Regions from separate parts of the Mus musculus genome. Here region 1 is linked to region 2. A link is a loop called in an ENCODE intact Hi-C map of the cell type or tissue named here. Cell type or tissue: left cerebral cortex. All regions are shown on one strand.

Region 1 (2,500 bases), 830 kb before region 2:
ACAGCACAGTTTAACCGGTGTCTGGTGCCCTCTGTTCCTTCCTTCACCTCAAAGCCACACATAAGCTTGTCCTCTCAGGCACTCACTATGGCACAGCACTTTGGCTCAGGCAAGGAGTCTTGGAGAAGGCTCTATAGATTTCTAGTGTAGACAGACAGACAGACAGACAGACAAAACAATAAAAACTCAGACTCATATCAAAAGAAGAAACTATAATTTACTCTGGAGCCAAATACAAGTTATCAAATTCTCATAAACAAAATAAGAAAATAACAAATGATTGCTCTGTGATTTTTTTTAACTTTCAATTAGGCCAAAATAGTTCATTGTATCACACACACACACACACACCAATGATTACTGAAAAAAGAGGCCATGAATTTGGAAGAAAGTAAGTGAGGAGTACATGAGAGTTTTGTAGGAAAAAAAGGGAAGGGAGAAATGGAATCTTAAAAGTACATAACTTTTTGCCGGGCGTGGTGGCGCACGCCTTTAATCCCAGCACTCAGGAGGCAGAGGCAGGTGGATTTCTGAGATCGAGGCCAGCCTGGTCTACAGAGTGAGTTCCAGGACAGCCAGGGCTATACAGAGAAACCCTGTCTCAAAAAACCAAAAAAAAAAAAAAAAAAAAAAAAAAAAAAAAAAAACTTTTTAAAATATAGGGTATTCACTTATTCCTTTCCCCTTTTGTTGGTAAATATCTGACAACTCCAAAAGACACTCACTTTCCATTTCATCTGTGAAATTGTTGCTTACAATTCAGGGCCACTGGGCAGGCAGGTCTGATGTACTCTGACACCCAGTGGAGGACTTAGAGGTGGGGTCACATGGCACAGGTAGCTAACAGGCACTGCCCCAAGCTCTTTCTCTTTGCATTTTATCTCCAACCCTTTTTCTTGTCTTGAGACTCTAGTTCCCGGCAAAGATAAATCACTGGATTAGAGAAGGATACCACACCCACCAAGGTGACTTTCATACTCTCCATTCTGCACTGTTTACAGAAACATTGACCATTGACCTCGACAGTTATAGATCCACCCAATTTCCACACAGCACTTCAAGCTAAGATGGATTTGGCTCCATCAGCTGCCTTAGAAATATCAGCTGGCCACTAGATGTCGGGCTTGTCAAATGATTAGAAGGGATTACACTCTCCCTAGGACTGGGAAACTCTTTTTTTTTTTTTTTTTTTTTTTTTTTTTTTTTTTTTCTGCTCTCCTTTTTCAGTGAGTTTGACAACTGTCCACAGGGATTACACTAACCTGGGTTTAGACTATGCCACAAGGCGACCAATTTTATCTGAGGCCTGAGTTTGTGACTCACATTCCTGTATTTTGTCTTGTTTAAAACATCAAAGACAAGTTTGCTCACTTTGTACCCAAGAAACAGATTGTTGATACACTTTTTCATGAATCCATGCTATATTCCTAAATTAAGGCCAGCTATAATACCCAAGGGAGTCAGGCAGGGACAAGAAAGACCAAGTGTTATTAGACGCGTTCTCACGACCGGCCAGGAAAGACGCAACAAACCAGAATCTTCTGCGGCAAAGCTTTATTGCTTACATCTTCAGGAGCCAGAGTGCAAGAAGCAAGAGAGAGAGAAAACGAAACCCCGTCCCTATTAAGGAGAATTATCCTTCGCCTCGGACGTGTCACTCCCTGATTGGCTGCAGCCCATCGGCCGAGTTGACGTCACGGGGAAGGCAGAGTACAAGTAGTCACAAAATACCCTTGGCACATGCGCAGATTATTTGTTTACCACTTAGAACACAGCTGTCAGCGCCATCTTGTAACGGCGAATGTGGGCGCGGCTCCCAACATCTCCCCCTTTCCTTTTAATAAGAGCAAATAGGCCACCCATATTAATGAGAGTGGAGATAGAGGTCAAATCCCCAGTGTGTAGGTAAAGGAGCCATGTACAGGATTAGCTCTTAGGCTCACAGGCTTTTACCCAGAGCAACCCTGACCTGCTCCCGTGTCGTTTTGCCTGGGGGAAGGGAACTAGGACACTGAACCTTCATGAAAGATGACATGTCTCCCTAGAATAGGCTCATATATGCCGCAGAGCCTTTCCATTGCAGTGCTTAGCCTTGCAACTCTCTCGGGCTGCTGAAGCACACTCACTCTATCCCGTGCAATGAGTCTAGCCTCGTGAGATATAAGAGCTGAGTGGCCAGCGACCTATTGCCTAAGCATAGATAACCATATATCAGGGGGAGCTCCATGTTCTAGTCCTGCAAGCGCCTGGGCAATAACCACCTTGTCTCTCCTAGTTTAGGCCTTAAGCTTACAGACCAATCAAAGAAGCAACACTAATCCACAGCAAAGTGTATCTCCAAATAATATCAATCCCACCCATTCTTTAAAGAAGGGAAATGCTGAGGAGATCCAATTGGGTAATCCTTTGGTCAGCGACAGGTCCAAGCGCGTGGAGTTGACCTGAAGTCTCAATTCCCGAAGGATCTGTTCAAATTCAGCCATCCAATTCTGTAACATAT
Region 2 (2,500 bases):
ATTTGGCATGTAGTGTCCTTTCCTTGTTTTGGGCCCTTCCTTAACAATGGGTTCCTTTCTTTTAACCCTGCTAAGCCATTTTAAATTGGAAGATCCTAATCCTACCTTGAGTCGCTCAAATCTTCCACTCTCTGGCTTATGTTTCTCCAAGATACATACAATAATTTGACATATTTTATATTTTAATTATCTGCCTGTTGGCCATGTTGACAGAATGAATGGATAGACATTTAAATTTGTCAATAGCCTGCATCTAAAATAGTCACAGATGGGCTGGGGGTGTAGTTCGGTGGCTAGAGTGCTTGCTTTAGCATGCATAAGACCTTGGGTTTGATCCCCAGCACTGTATAAACCAAACATGCTAACACACTGGATCCATGGCAGGAAGCAGAAATGAATTCTGTGTTCAACTCACTATTACCTTTTCATTCTGACCGTGATCCCAGGCCACAGAATGGCACCACGAATAATTTAGGTCCATCTTCCCATCTCAGTTAAGCTAGTCTAGACAATCCCTTACAGATGTGTTCAGAGCCTAGCATCTGAGGTGATTGTATTGAGATGAAAATCAGCATTAGCCACTGCACCATCTCAAAAATAAATAAATAAATAAATAAATAAATAAATAAATAAATAAATAAAACATTCATGGCGTTTTTCAGAGCTTAGACGTTTGACTAAGATAGCTACTTGTAAGAGTGTTTTTCAGTAAAACTAACCTAAACATTATCGATATGAGTATTATACAAACACTGTAAAATATAAGGTTCCAGAGCAATAAGAGTTGCTTCTTACCTTTTACTGTGAAGATGATTTCAATAGCCTCCTTTTTTTCTACTGTGAAAATAAAATCACTATATAACATCTTAACACCAAGTGACACTTCTGAAAATTAATGTGGCTGGCACCAAAAATATATTTTTGAGAAAGCATATGGCAAAGCTGTCTTTCCGAGGACTGGAATACTGGCACCTACCCCACCCCCACCCCATTTGTCTGCCTTTCTATGTAATAAGCTTTACTGTGTCTGTCCTGAATTATGACACACAGGGCACACCTTGTATGTTCCAAATGTGTCGTACAAATTTCACACTTATTTAATGCTCATGTGTGTCCTCTGGTGTTGTTGCACATTTGATCCCAGTTTTACAGGTGACACAGATGGAGTGTAAAGGGACCAGTGTTTCAGCTCTATACTCGGTGCCTTTGGGTAGTCACTATGCAGAGCCAGAAACACAAAGGGGCCACACTAACTTCTTCAAAGTTTTCAGTTAACCAAATCCTTGTATGACTTTCTTTTTTTTTTTTTTTTTTTTTTTTGAGTAAGATTTGGAAAGAGAAAAAGGAAAAGAATCAACTTTTATTCAGAACCATGCTTGGCTCCCTCATGGGGTTTTCAAGGCAAAGCTGAGAAACAGCTCTTCTTCTTATTATTATTGGCTCTTTTGCAAAAGAAAAGCCAAAGCCAGGCAAAATAGGTGTTGTTATGGTCTAAGGCTATTATCGGATGTGAGTAAAATGTGACTCAAGCTGGACCTGCCTCATTCCAGGAGCCTGTATTCTTCACCATGATAAGTTGGAGCCAGTTACCTAGGAAACGGGGAGCATCCGGAGTGGAGGAGGAATACTCAGATCCAGTTGTTAGCTGCTACAGTGGCCATGGAATTAGGAGGATTTTATGGCCTTAGACCTTACTTAGCATTTGACCATTTTACCTCAAAATTGTTTTTGAAAATATACCCATATTATTTAGAGACCCTATAAATTCCCTTTTTACATTCCTATACAGTATTCCATTATGGAAATGCATTATAATTCATTCTTTCTATTATTGACAGGTCTGAGTTATTTCCAGATTAGAAATATTATCAATAGTGCTTCTGTGCTTCCTGACTCTAGCCTTCAAAATTCTTTTCCCAGTAAGTCAACATAACTAATCGGGGCAGGTCCTCCGGGATCACATCCAAGTGTCTTGTCCATTTTCTGTCGCTGAGACAAAATATCCAAGGAGGCATGACTTGCAAAGAACAGAACCTTATTTAAGCTACTGTTTGGGGTATCCAAGACTATGGTGCCATGATCCAGTCAGCTTTATGAGGGACTGGCTATATTACACCATAGTGGAGAGACAAGTTAGAGCAACAGGTCACATGGTGAGACCTCAGGAAGCCAGAGAGCACTCTTTCAGGACTAGTGGGCATCCCACAGGACTACATTAGCCCCTTCCTTAGGCAGCACCACAGATGTCCTAATTACCTCAGAAGCAGAGAAATAAGCTCCATCTCTTAGAGACTCCACAATGTTTTATTATGGTCATGTTGCAGACCAACACAAGTCCTCGTGGGTAACAAGCCCCCTCCAAACCACAGAGAGTCCAACTCTTCATCCTTGGTGAGATTCTTAATAATGACACAATGCTTCAGGCTGGGAAAGCTCCCAGAGTGGCAGGCAGTCTCTAATGACTCTGTGATGGCAAGGCTCCGTCTCAGCTCAGGGGAAT

What was found. A loop is a pair of places that touch in the nucleus more often than their neighbours do. Peaks named below come from ENCODE experiments on the same cell type or tissue, not always from the same donor. Only the 100,000 strongest peaks of a DNase experiment are listed, where the experiment ranks them.
Region 1: a loop joins it to region 2, with 9 times the contacts of the local background. A loop is called at or near these places in 2 of 42 quality-filtered maps.

The regions. Positions count from the first base shown.
Region 1 is chr1:175,040,517-175,043,016 of GRCm38, forward strand. No RefSeq gene overlaps it. Among named protein-coding and RNA genes, the nearest start is that of Grem2, 120 kb to the left of the region's middle. In left cerebral cortex, a CTCF peak has its summit at 1,103 (motif pointing right); a DNase peak (open chromatin) is centred at 1,116.
Region 2 is chr1:175,869,333-175,871,832 of GRCm38, forward strand. Gm36360 (a long non-coding RNA gene) reads right to left here. Exons shown (of 3, transcript XR_373723.2): 3 at 2,286-2,500. Among named protein-coding and RNA genes, the nearest start is that of Gm36360, 10 kb to the right of the region's middle. In left cerebral cortex, no CTCF peak of the experiment used is centred here; a DNase peak (open chromatin) is centred at 1,560.